Linked DNA regions of Homo sapiens: region 2 is linked to region 1. The links are chromatin contacts, found by Hi-C or POLR2A ChIA-PET in ENCODE. All regions are on one chromosome and are shown on one strand. Each heading gives the region's core, a stretch centred on a gene start or an enhancer-like site at or near the end of the contact. The rest is flanking DNA. Distances are from core to core; before and after follow the strand shown. Region 1 overlaps MGARP (mitochondria localized glutamic acid rich protein). Region 2 overlaps TBC1D9 (TBC1 domain family member 9).

Region 1 (6,984 bases), core at 1,680-4,179:
GATTTGACTTTATAACCTTACTCACATGTCTCAAATTAGTGTTAGCTGTAGGTGGGCCCTCAGTCGTGGTGGTCAAAGGTAATGGATAGGAATATGAATACAAGATTTGCCACGAGTTGATAATTGGTAAATCTGGGTGTAGTGCACATGAGGATTCATTATACTATTCTCACTACTTGTGTTTGAAATTTTATACAATAAAACATTAGAATAAAAAAGTATGAAGTTTTTTTAAGATGAGGAAACTCTTTTTTTATTTTTTTTTTATTTTTATTTTTTGAGACGGAGTCTCGCTCTGTCGCCAGGCTGGAGTGCAGTGGCACAATCTCGGCTCACTTCAATCTCTGCCTCCTGGGTTCAAGCGATTCCCCTGCCTCAGCCTCCTGGGTAGCTGGGACTACAGGTGCGCACCACCACGCCTGGTTAATTTTTTGTATTTTACTAGAGACGGGGTTTCACCATGTTGGCCAGGATGGTCTCGATCTCCTGATCTTAGGTGATCCGCCCACCTTTGCCTCCCAAAATGCTGGGATTACAGGCGTGAGCCACCTTGCCTGGCCTGTGTTTTTTTTTTTTTTTTTTTGAAACACTCCTAGTAGACTCTGTAAAATACCTAGAATTGTGGCGATTCATCCTATGATTATGAGAAGGATAAAGCCAAAACATTCTATTTTTATTGACACAGGGTCTTGCTCTGTCGCCTAGGCTGGAGTGCAGTGGCATGAACATGACTCACTGCAGCCTCGACTTCCTGGGCTCAAGTGATCCTCCTGCCTCAGCTTCCCATGTAGCTGGGACCACAGGCAGTTGTCACCACACTTGGCTAATTTTTTAATTTTTTTGTAGAGACCAGGCTGCCCAGGCTGGTCTCAAACTCTTGGGTTCAAGTGATCCTCCTGCCTTGGCCTCTCAAAGTGCCGGGAATACAGGTGTGAGCCACTGTGCCTTGCCCAAAACATTCTTGGTAGAGCAGGACAACAGATACAACCAAGGTCTTGATGACTGAGCCACGAAATAAGCCAACCCTGGATATCTAGTTATATAATAACAATCTATCTAGTTATGTAATAATGATCTTTGTCATTTAATCCCTTTTGAGTATGTTTCTGTTATTTTTAGTAGAAAATGGAGGAAAATGCATTTGTATGTGTGGGCAAGGTCTCATTGCCCTCTAGCTGAAGAATGATAACAACTCCAGAATCCTATTCTTAGAGCCTGCTTCGTAGGATCACATGCAGTACCAATGATCTAAAGTGATATTCCTTAGAAACAGGGATTCTTTGGCCAGTCTTTTATGAGAAGAGTATTCCCCGGAGAATGGAGGGAGGAAAGCAGAAAAGGGCAGGGGGAAGAGCTAAGCAGGGAAGTCATCTCGGCTGGAGACCAGCTTCAATCTGCTCCTTGGGGTGGGCTGGAGCATGAACTATTCAATTGTACTGCAGAGTTGGTGCCATCTTTTGTAATACTATGGCAGTCAGTCATTGGTTGTGAACTGCCTATGGTGAGGGTGGGGTGTGGGGTGTAACACTCATAGCAGCTGGGGATAAATGTACCCAGTTAAGGGGTCCAATTAAGGGGATCTAGGCAGAGCATCGGCAGTGTCCACTACAATTTCCCAACTTACTCCATAGCCAAAACCTTACATGACCCTGCATGATCTAGCCCACCCTGCCTACCCACTCCCTTTCTCTCTGAGACCATCTCTGGCTACTCTCCCTCTTTTTCACTCCACTTTAGCCACACTGGCCACCTCGCAATTCCTCAAATTCCCAGCAGGATCCTGTTTTAGATCCTTTGCCCTTTTCTGTTCCCTTACCTGGCTGATTCCCCTAACTCCTACCATTAGATGGTCCCTTATATATCTTTCAGGTTTCTACGCAAAAGACACCTTCCTAGTAAGGCCTCTTTTGGCCATCCTATCTAAAATTACAACTTCCACCTCAGACTAACACTTACAATCCTTTTATTTTCGTTACTTTTATCCTTAGCACTTATCAGTACCTAACACACTATATCATTTTCTCATTTGTCTTCTTACCTGGTTCCACTCTAGAATATAAACCGGGAGCACTTAAAACAATACCTATTATGTTGTAAGTGCTCAGCTAATATTTGTTGAACACGTGAATGAATGAAAGATTCCTGGCACAAAGTGCTAATCTTCAATAAATATTGTTTGAACTGAACTGAAACAGAAAATATCTACATAGTCCCCTGTGTAAGTACTATAGATGGGAGAGGGCATACATATTGTTACATGCAGGGTTCTCCATAGATTATATGCTCTTTCTTCAATAATATTACGAAAGCCTACATTTCTCATGTGATGTTATGTACCTGTATGTTAATATGTATTATTTGTACATGCAAATATTAGTGAAAAAAGTAGAAGCACCAAAGCTTTTCTAATTTTATTTGACTCAAACTATATTTTAGACCTACATATCATACAATAAAGTAAGCTGAAAGCATAGTGAAATTAAAGTAAATACAGGTTGTATGGATAGCTCAATTTCTTTAATATAAAATGTAAATTCAGAGATGACTGGGATAAAAGAAAAGTGTCTAGAAAAAAAAACCAAAGATGAAACTATTTAAGCTCTTTACTGCAATGTCATATTCTGATCTCAGACAGTAGAAGAGTAGTAAGAAATGTACAATCTCAAGTCTCTCAGTCCTAAAATCTATCAGTGGATGCCAAAAATCTTCAAGACCCATTAACGTTTTCTAGAAAATAAGTCTTTTTTTTTTTAAACTAAGTGTACTAAAAACACAAAAGCACTTATCAGACACCCTATGGCATTTGTTGCTGAAATGTCTACCGGCTGGAGATTAGCCTTGAGCCGAAGCAGCCTCAGAGCCAACACTGGCTTCCTCCTGTAAATCATCTCCAGCAGAGGACTCTGACTCAGCTGGAGAATTTTCTTCTTCTAGTTCAGCATATTCATCAGAGGTTTCGTTCTTTGTTGTATCTTTATCATTATCGATGGTGACAGCTTCATCCAGGGCAGCATTTGTAACCTCTGGGGTTGTTTCAGGGTTTACTTCCGTGGTTTCCCTCGCCGCTGCATCTGTGACCTCTGGCCCGGTTTCAGCACTGACTGCTGTGGTCTCCGGAGCAGCCTCCACGTGACCTGGACAGGCAGATGCCTCTTTTATGACCACAACTGTAGCACTGGGACTTTCTTCAGCATCTACCACCTCAGCTTCCACTATAAGTTCTTCTGGGGCTTCTGAACTTGCTTTCTCAGTTTCCGCAACATTCTCCTTTTCACCTTTAAGAATTAGTCATTAAGCAAGGTATTAATTTAAAGATCGTGGGAAGGCAATGAAACACTGCGGTCGTTTAAACACCTAAGACAGAACTACATGCACTGATGTGTAACAGTCTTCAAGGTAGACTCTCAAGTGAAACAGCAAAAAAAGAACAATGTATACAGTCTGCTACTATTGTTAGGGCAAAATGAGGTTGGAGCAGGAGGGGGGTAAGTTGTATGCCTAGATAATTGTATTTGCAAAAACTCTCCAGGAGGATTCCAAGAAACTGGTTCTATTGGTTGCCTCTTGGAGGGAAAATGGGGGATCTGCTTTTCTGTAAACTCTTTGAACTTAAAAAAAAACACACTTGAATATATTACTTAGGCAAATATGAAGAATACAAAAATAAGTAGCTATCCTATTCACCTTTCATATGAGACAGCATGGAAGAGTAGCCAAGTTCCTAGCTGGTGACTCAGAAATCACTAATCCTCTCTCAATCTCATTTTTGTCATCTGTAAAATAGGGTATTGATAATATCTACTGCACAGGGTTATTGTAAAGATTAATTAAAATACTGTATATGAAAAGGGGATTAAAATAAAAAGTTCTATGCAAATGCTTATTAGTATTATAAACAACCGCATGATTATATTCAATAATATGTATTGATGATATTCTGTTTCTTATTATTGTCATGACAGGTTAAAACTGATTCATAAGCCCCTAATATCTCTATCCCTAAATAGTGATCATAGTAATTGATAATAATAGCTTGGAAAAAAGTATGGTTTAAAGCAAGAAGTGGCTAGGCATAGTGGCATATGCCTGTAATCCCAGCACTTTGGGAGGCTGAGGCAGGAGGGATCACATGAGGCCAGGAGATCAAGACCAGCCTGGGCAACATAGTGAGACCCTGTCTCTGCAAAACATAAAAAATAAATTTGCTGGGTGTAGCGGTGCATGCTTGTAGTCCTAGTTGCTTGAGAGGCTGTGATGGGAAGATTGCTGGAGCCCAGGAGTTCAAGGCTGCAGTAGGCTATGATTGCACCACTGCACTCCAGCCTGGTTGACAGAGGGAGAGCCCGTGGAGGGAAGGGGGAAAGGAAGGGGGAAGGAAGGGAGGGTGGGAAAAAGAAGTGTAGGAAGGAAGGAAAGAGTGAAAATATAAAGTTTCTGTTCCCATGGTCACCATTTTATCAACTGAAGGACTCATTATACACAACTGATTCTATTATGTCAAATGTACCTTGTTTGCACAAAGGCACACAGGTGGTCTTAGCCAAAACTGAAAGATAATTTGTTATATTATTATTTTTAGATAATGAGAAAAATGAAAGCTCATGCCTGCATGGGTGGATGCCTGAGCAGGGGAAAATAATATTACCACACAAAGGAGTCAAAAGTCACTGGTCAGCAATATAAATGTAAAACATTCATTTGTCAAATGCATTCATCCAAAAGGTGTAACAGTGTTCTTCAGGTTTCAGTTGAACTTTTCCTTTCTAAATGAACTTATACCTAGAGTCATTCTGGATTAAGCTAGGAAAGAAGCCAAAAGCAAATAGTGTTCATTGCTAGACTAAGTGGATGGAAATTAGTGCCTCAAAAAATAAATAAAAATAAAAAATTAAGAAATTCATTTACCTTGAAATGGATGTATCTCTGCTTTTGTTTTTTCTTTCAAATTTGTTTTATGTTCTGTGTGTTTGGCTTGGTCTGATGTGACTGTCTTGTAAGCCTGAAAGTAAATGTATGCTTAGGTTTATTTCTTGAGCTTTAAGATTTGTCACGCCACATCCAAAGGTACACTCAAGTCTCCCTGTAATCACCATTAGAAGTTTAAACCATAATCCCAGTGTAGCAAAGAAGAGAAATCAGTGCACACCACTTACTCTTTTACTTCCCTTTTGGAAATCTTTGTTATTAAATAGAATGCTTTAAAAAGGAAGAAAGGTGAGACAGGGGATGAGGAGAGAAAAACTACCTATTGGGTACCATACTTATTACCTGGGTGACAAATCAATCTATACATCAAACCCCCATGACACATAATTTACCTATTAACAAACCTGCACATGTACACCTTAACCTAAAATAAAACTTTTTAAAAAGGGAAGGAAATAGATGCACTATCTTAGCCAAAGATAACTAAAAACAAGGAAGAAAAAAATGAATTATGCTACAACCAGAATATCCTGACAGGCATATACAAATATTTTCTAGCATTTATCCTTGAGAAATGGAAATCTAGGTTCACATGAAAACCTGTACACAAATGTTCATGGTACCTTTATTTGTAATAGTCAAAAACTGGAATCAGGCCGGGTGCGGTGGCTCATGCCTGTAATCCCAGCACTTTGGGAGGCTGAGGTGGGTGGATCACCTGAAGTCAGGAGTTCGAGACCAGTCTGGCCAACATGGTGAAACCCCATCTCTACTAAAAATACAAAAACAGCCAGGCATGGTGGTGGTGCTCGCCTGTAGCCCTAGCTACTCAGAAGGCTGAGGTGGGAGAATTGCTTGAACCCAGGAGGTGGAGGTTGCAGTGAGCCGAGATCATGCCATTGCACTCCACCCTGGGCGACAGAGCAAGACTCCATCTCAAAAAAAAAAAAAAAAAGAAAAAAGAAAGAAAGAAACAGTATTGGGAAGAAAGCTATTTTAATCACAGACAAAATGTGCAGGCTTCCTTTCATTTTATATTTAAGTAGTCTTCTTTGGCCTGTATTCATATTAGAAAATGATATAAAAAATGAAAATCTCATTATTCAGTTACTATTGTTTGTATTAATTTAGCTTTTAAGAAAATGTTGGTAGTGGTTTAACTTTTAATGGTAAGATGATAGATTTCTAAAATTTATTTATATATAGTGTCTTCTAAATTTTTAACCATCAGAAACCAAGTACCTTATTTAAAAATTGTACTACTTAATTACAAACAATTTTACAGTGTAAAAATTATGCTGTGAAAATAGAATGTCTGTAATGTCGGGGCCGGGTGCAATGGTCCACACCTGTAATCCCAGCACTTTGGGAGGCTGAGGCCAGCGGATCACCTGAGGTCGGGAGTTTGAGACCAGCCTGACCAACATGAGAAATCTGGTCTCTACTAAAAATACAAAATTAGCCGGGCGTGGTGGCGCATGCCTGTAATCCCAGCTACTCGGGAGGCTGAGGCAGGAGAATCACTTGAACCCTGTAGGCAGAGGTTGCAGTGAGCCGAGATCGCACCATTGCATTCCAGCCTGGGAAAGGAGGGAAACTCCGTCTCAAAAAAAAAAAAAAAAGAAAGAAAGAAAAGAAAAGAAAATCTGGGTCAAGCCTGTAATCGCAGCACTTTGGGAGGCCGAGGCAGGCGGATCATGAGGTCAGGAGATGGAGACCATCCTGGCTAACATGGTGAAACCCCATCTCTACAAAAAGTACAAAAAATTAGCCAGGAGTGGTGGCGGGCGCCTGTAGTCCCAACTACTCGGGAGGCTGAGGCAGGAGAATGGCGTGAACCCAGGAGGTGGAGCTTGCAGTGAGCAGAGATCGTACCACTGCACTCCAGCCTGGGCGACAGAGCGAGACCGCGTCTGAAAAAAAAAAAAAAAAAAAGAAAAGAAAATCTATAATGTCGGGTAGAAGTGATGTAAAGTGACCCTTTTATAGCAAACTTCCCGGGGTTTAGTGAACTCAGACTTGAATCATTTGGCTTTGAAACATACAGAGCAAATATGA
Region 2 (6,984 bases), core at 2,375-4,874, 1.5 Mb after region 1:
AGGCAATAACAAGACCCTATCATATTGAAAAAAAAAATTTTTTTTAAACAGAAGCATTAAAAGTAATCTAGAAGAAACAGAATTAGATAAACAAGAGTTCCCTTTTGTTTGTTCAGTGTAAACAGAGACCAAATCCTTAATGTTCTGCTTGATCTTCACTCTAGCAAGTATCTGTCCAGCATGCCTTAGAATAATGGAGCTGAAAAGGTAGGAGTGGAGGTACAGTTATGGGTGTGCATTTCTGACATCACCTCATGGAACTTCATCTAGCTTTGTGCTCCTTGCACCCAGATATAAAGTAAAAGAGTTGATTTTAGGCCCCTGATTAATAATCTCTAGACCCCTGAACTTCAGTCCAGAGGCTGAGTCATACAACAGGCCTCTTCCAAATGAATAGCTGTTCCTAACACTATGTATTAGCCAAGTTCCCATGGAAAGGTAAAAGGCCTCAGGCATCTGCTGAAGGACTGCTCTAAAAGATCTTTAATAAGTAAATTCTTTTCTGGATTTCCAAAAACAGGGACAGACAATTTTAACTTGAGGTCAACAATCTAAGTCTAGCTCCTAAAACTAAAGTGTTTTCCACACCAGTAATACCCAATTACAATCTCATCTTCCTGGGTGCAGGAGAAAGACAAGGTTCATTTCCTCCACCTACCCAGAGAGGGTCTACATAATGAACTCCCCCTTTACTCGCTCTTTCTCTTCAAACATTCACCTTATCTTATGTAAAATGCAGGTTCACTAGGCACTAATTAAAGTGTCCCAGGAATGTAACCATTGCCTTACATCATACCTTCCCCTTTTCCCACATGCCTTCCCCTGCTTTAAGGAAATGTAAACATATTAAACCTCTGGAAAACCTCTTTGGAAAAACAGCCACAGATGTGTCTGTGCTAGTGTTTTTCCCAGACATGCCCTAAAGCTGGCTTAATAAATAGAGAGGAGTGAGACTTATACCTCAATCACTCATTTTGGCTGTCAATTTCATCCAAATGAAAGTTCCTAACTTAGATCTCCAGTGGAGAGTTAGAAGGAAAATCTTAATGGATTTCCTGAGTGGATCTCACAACTAGAAAATCTAGCAATCTAATGTTCCCTGAAAGAATATGTAAATAACCTATAAACCAAAAATAAAATTCTAAGCCCTCCAACCAACTGAATGGACCTCTCCTCTCAGCCAAGGGACTTCAAAAGTAAACTGAAAAACTAGTTCAGGCCATGGTAGGAAGAATAGAGCAGGGTGGGGTGGTGAGGGCTGTCAGTCATACCTCATTATAATCTCCTCCCTTTGGAATTCCAGAAAAACTGACCAGTATTAACATTAAAACAGAGATCTGAAGACTTACAAAACAGATTCTTTGTAGGAAGAAGATACCAAACTCCAACGTGACTCTAGTATAGCATTACATGAGAAATAGCAGGCCCTAAAGAAAGAAATTGAAGTATTTTACCCCAAAATATTTCTTTGACATATTTAAAGTGGCCCTGCAAAGCTATCTCTTGTGGGGGAAATCTACATTTTGCAGAGAATCCCTTTCCCTTTCCAAATCTCCTCCAGATCCAGAAGAGATTTAATTAAGAATCTAGCACCTTTTAAGATCTGATCAGAGACATTTATCAGGCCAGGTGTGGTGCCTCACGCCTGTAATCCCAGCAATTTGGGAGGCTGAGACAGGCGGATTGCTTGAGCTCAGGAATTCAAGACCAGACTGGGCAATGTGGTGAAACCCTGTCTGTACAAAAAAATACAAAAATTAGCTAGGTGTAGTGGCATGTGCCTGTAGTCCCAGCTACTTGAGAGGCTGAGGTGGGAGTATGGCTTGAGTCCAGGAGGCAGAGGATGCAGTGAGCAGAGATCATGCCAATGCACTCTAGCCTAGGCGGCAGAGCCAGACCCTGTCCAGATAAAAACAAAAACAAAACAGAGACATTTACCATCTTTCTCGCTAAAGCCTGCTATCTGGAGGCTTCATCTACATAATAAAAATCTTGATCTCCACAACCCCTTATCTTAACCCAGAAACTCCTTTCTATTGATTCCAAGTCTTTAGACAATAACTTAACTCTTCCAATCAATTGCCAATCAGAAAATCTTTGAATCCACATATGACCTGGAAGCCCCCTCCCTTTTGAGTTGTCCTACCTTTCCAGACCAAACCAATGTACACCTTACATGGGTTGGTTCACGTCTGCCTGTAACTTGTGCCCCTAAAATGTACAAAATCAAGCTATAACTCAATGACCCCGGGCACATGTTCTCAGGTCCTCCAGAGGCTGTGTCATGGGTCATGGTCCTTACATTTGGCTCAATAAATCTCCTTAAATATTTTACAGAGTTTGGATTTTTTCATCAACAAAGCTAACAGCAAAACTGTGACATGCCATTTGAAATCAACTAGAAGCCAGTGGCAATTGCAGAACACCTTAAAAAATGACTCGCCGGGCACAGTGGCTCACACCTGTAATCCCAGCACTTTGGGAGGCTGAGGCAGGTGGATTATGAGGTCAGGAGTTTGAGACCAGCCTGGCCAATATGGTGAAACCCCGTCTCTACTAAAAATACAAAAATTAGCTGGGCATGGTGGCGGGCATCTGTAGTCCCAGTTACTCAGGAGGCTGAGGCAGGCTAATTGCTTGAACCTGGGAGGTGGAGGTTGCAGTGAGCCGAGATTGCACCACTGCATTCCAGCCTGGGCAACAGAGTGAGACTCTGTCTCAAAAAAAAAAAAAAAAAAAAAAAAAGACTGACTCATCCACTGGGCTTTTTAGAATGCACATCTGACAAGAAAAGAAAACAAAGAAAAGCAGAAGGTGGGTTATTGACTTCTTCACAGTTCTCTAGTTTCACTAGTAGAGGATGTTTTCAAATTACAAATTTCTAGTAACTATACATACACACACTCCCCACAAACCCCCAAAGAGAAAAGGTGACCCCTCCTCCTGTCTTTCCCACTCCAGTCCTCTCCCTGGTGATTCCAGTTTGCCATTCTCAGAGAGGACTATTTGTGCAAGAAGGAAACAGAAGAGAAAAGAGAGAAGAAAGAAGGTGCAGGGGCAGGGGAGAGAGGAGGAGCAGGAGGAGGAGGAGGAGGAGGAGAAAGAGAAAGAAAGAAACTACCTTTTACTGGTAGAGCTTTCAAAATGTACATACAGTATCAGGAAGGGAGGAAAAGGAAGGGAAGGAAGGAGAGAGAAAGGAAGGGATGGAGGGAGGGAGGAAGGAGGAAAGGAAGGAGGGAAGGACAGATGGAAGGAGTTACGTAGAAACAATTTAAGGTTGCTGATCAAAAATTATCTTCTCCAAAAAGCCTGAGTATTTGACTTAATGTTGTCAAACTGCCTAAATATCAGACAGATATCCATTTGCTTTAACAGCATCCTTCAGAAAATGTAATGTCTCTGTAAACTGCAGAACTCTTCCATTACTCACACATTGCTGTGAATTAGAGCCAGTTGCCTCCTAATACCTACATGAGATCATCACCAAGGGAGGACAATGATGGGACAATCATCTATGAATGGTTCTTTATGTTTCCTGTATTTTACATGACTTATCTCAGATTCTTCATAACGGGTGCTAAAACGTTATTAAGCCACATTTTAAATAAGGGAATTAAGCTCAGAGAGGAAGAGAAACTTTGCAAATCACATGTCCAACAGGTGGAGCTGTGATTTGAATCCAGCTGTCTGCTTACTAAGTGAAGGACTAAAGAGTAGAAGTCAGTGAGGGAGGCAGAGAACACAAAGACGCTGTGCAAAGAGCCACCCTCAGGGCTTTTGTCTGTGGCATTCCCTGCACACTGCTGTGCCATGAAGCAGGCATGGGCTTCCACCTCCAAGACTCAGAACTCAAGGTGGTACCTACCACAGCTGTTGGCATTGTAAGCTGCCTAGGTCCACATAATTACAAATCCTGTTCTGTACATAACTACAAAACAGGCTTTTGTGGTCAGGCCTGGGAACCATATCACAATTCACAATCTGACTCTTCATAAAGTGGGTCCTCTCTGTGCATGAGGAAGGCAAAGCAGAAAGGATATGCAGTGTCCCTAGAGCAGCAGGTCTGCCTCAACCTTTCAAATTCCTCAAATTTCTAGGACGCTTGGAGTAAATTTTTTCTTGCCTAGTTTTTGTGGCCAGTTTACAAACACCCAGAAGTTGTTAAATGTCATGTCAAATCCTGCACAAATTATAAGCATTCATTCCCACGGTTTCTTTGTAGAATAAATCAGTCTCAAGAGAAATTGGTATGGACAATGGAATTCTGTGAACAAAATTATCTTAAAGTTGATAATAATAATGGGATGGAGGTGGGGGGGATTCATGGGACAAGCAAGCAAAATCTGCTTTTGTCTGGTCATGTTTCCTGTCAGCAGCATTTTCCTATTAATAATATGTATTATGAGCCAACTCCACACACAGCTATAGACTACTGCCCACCCCAACACATAGAAGTCACCAATATAAACCAAAAATAAAATTCTGACCCCCCAACTGACTGAATGGACCCTTTCTCTCAGCCAAGGGAACTTCAAAGAAACCAAAAAACTAGTTCAGGCCATGATGGGAAGGTGGGTTTTCAGACATGCTTCATTATACCCTTCTCCCTTTCAAATTCAGGCACAACTGACCAGCATTAACATTAAAACAGAGATCAGGTCACTTTTCTGATCCTAAAGAGATTAGCTAGGTGTCTAGCACCTTTTAAAGGTCTGAGTAGAAAACACTTGCCATCTATTCCCACTAAGGGCATCCACCTGTGAGACCTCATCTACGTAAGAGCCTTGGGGCCCTGGCTGTGGCTCACACCTGTAATCCCAGCAATTTAGGAGACCAAGGTGGGTGGATCACCTGAGGTCAGGAGTTTGAGACCAGCTTGACTAACATAGTGAAACCCCGTCCCTACTAAAAATACAAAATTAGCTGGGTGTGGTGGCACACACCTGTAGTCCCAGCTACTTCAAAGGCTGAGACAGGAGAATCGCTTGAACCTGGGAGATAGAGATTGCAGTAAGCCGAAATCTTGCCACTGCACTCCAGCCTGGGTGACAGAGCAAGAGTGTTTAAAAAAAAAAAAAAAAAAAAAAAAAGAATCTCAGTCTTCACAACCCCTTACCTTTACCCAGTCACTCCTTTCTATTCACAACTCCTATCTTAACCCAGTCACTCTTTTCTATTGATTCCAGATCTATAGATAATAACTCTTTAAACCAATTGCCCATCAGAAAATCTTTCAATCCACCTGTTACCTGGAAGCCCCACCTCTTTGAGTAGTCCTGTCTGCCCAGACAAAACCAATTACACCTTACATATACTGATGTCTTATGTCCATCCCCCTAAAAAGTATAAATCCAAACTATAACCCAGCCACCTTGGACACCTTGGACATGTTCTCAGGACCTCTTGAGAATGTGCCTTGGACCACAGTCACTCATATTAGGCTCAGAATAGACTTCTTTAAATATTTTACAGAGTTTGATTCTTTTCATTGACACCAATTATAACATTAAGTTCCATTAGGAGCTAACATAAATTTTAACTGCTTTTGTATTACAGTTGACCTTTAAACAACATGGGTTTGAACTGCCTGGATCTACTCACACAGGGATTTTCTTCAGCCTCTGTCACCTGAGACAGCAATACCAATCCCTCCAACTCCTCTTCCTCAGCCTACTCAACTTTGTGAAGACGATGAGGACAAAAACCTTTATGATGAACCACTTCCATTTAATGAACAGTAAATATACTTTCTTTTCCTTAGGATTTTCTTAATAACACTTGCTTTTCTAGCTTGCTTTATAATAAGACTGCAGTATATAATACATATAACAAAAAATATGTGTAATCAACTGTTAATGTTATCAGTAAGGCTTCTGGTCAACAGTAGGTTATTAGGAGTTAAGTTTTGGGGGAGTCAAAAATTATACAGATTTTTGACTGCATGGGGGATTGGCATCCCTAACCCCCTGTGTATTTATAAATAAATACACAAGCACTACTAGTTGCAACTTTACTAATACAGTACTTACAAGCTGGCAAGATGAAAGCATTTATCCTAAAAACATACACCTCCTAACCAGTCAGGGCTTCATGAATATCACTTTGTTATTTCTCATACATTTCTGGGAATTATTTGGTTGTTTGATTATAAAATGGAAAGTCTCCCTAGTTGTGGAGGTCTCCACTGAATGCACTATGTCAAATTCCTGGACAGTCCAATGCTCTAACTCAGATGGAACAATTTGATATGGACTTAATTAGTCTGCACTCTTACCATCTCCATGCCTATGTTCTCAAATCTCCCGAATTTGTTCACCCATGTTTCATCTCAAGGTTAATAATGTGACCCAACAAAAACTGGCTTTTTCTTTTAAATCTTTGTAAAGTTCAGCGCCCTAAACATAGTTGATACACAAACACATTTCTGAGAGAACAGCTTACTGAAGGAATCACACATTTGATTTTGTATAACGAGAAACTGTCTCCATCTCTTGAGATATTTTAACTTGAAGCCCCTACGTTCTAATTCACCTGAGATCCATTAAACTCCTAAAATTGCATGCAATTTTTTGGAGTGCTTTCATTTTTCTCAAGGTAGAGTCCATAGCTTTTATTAGATTTTCAAATGGGGGGTGGTTATAAGAGGAAAATAAGATTAATATACACCATTATAATTAATCTATTAGTCCATTTTCATGCTACTGATAAAGACATATCTGAGAGGGGGCAATTTACAAAAGACTGTGGTTTAATTGACTCACAGTTCCACATGGCTGGGGAGGCCTCATAATCATGGTGGAAGATGAAGGAAGAGCAAAGGGACGTCTCATATGGCATCCAGCAAAGAGAGAAATAAGAGCCAAGCGAAAGGGGTTTCCCCATATAAAGCCATCAGATCTCGTGAGACTTATTCACTACCATGAAACGGTATGGGGGAAACCGCCCCCATGATTCAATTATTTCCACTGGGTCCCTCCCACT

What was found. A loop is a pair of places that touch in the nucleus more often than their neighbours do. ChIA-PET counts read pairs that join two places held with the same protein, here RNA polymerase II (POLR2A). Pooled maps may share reads with other maps.
Region 2: a loop to region 1 is called in a map with no recorded cell type, with 9 times the contacts of the local background. The contact joins two enhancer-like sites. A Hi-C loop is called at or near these places in 1 of 37 single-sample maps with no recorded cell type and 1 of 50 pooled maps. POLR2A ChIA-PET finds 5 or more read pairs at or near these places in 1 of 52 experiments (CD8-positive, alpha-beta memory T cell).

What each region holds. Positions count from the first base shown.
Region 1 is chr4:139,263,767-139,270,750 of GRCh38, forward strand. MGARP (mitochondria localized glutamic acid rich protein) reads right to left here. Exons shown (of 4, transcript NM_032623.4): 3 at 4,906-4,999; 4 at 2,399-3,275. The coding sequence ends at 2,833. Among named protein-coding and RNA genes, the nearest start is that of MGARP, 13 kb to the right of the region's middle. RefSeq lists enhancers at 2,381-3,580, 2,919-3,248 and a silencer at 3,389-3,488. Within about 2 kb of position 2,930, at least 24 of the 41 ENCODE cell types and tissues checked have a DNase peak (open chromatin) inside an H3K27ac peak, as active enhancers do.
Region 2 is chr4:140,739,812-140,746,795 of GRCh38, forward strand. The region is part of intron 1 of TBC1D9 (TBC1 domain family member 9); the gene reads right to left. LOC124900786 (a long non-coding RNA gene) reads left to right here. Exons shown (of 3, transcript XR_007058282.1): 3 at 5,560-5,628. Among named protein-coding and RNA genes, the nearest start is that of TBC1D9, 13 kb to the right of the region's middle. Within about 2 kb of position 3,625, at least 7 of the 41 ENCODE cell types and tissues checked have a DNase peak (open chromatin) inside an H3K27ac peak, as active enhancers do.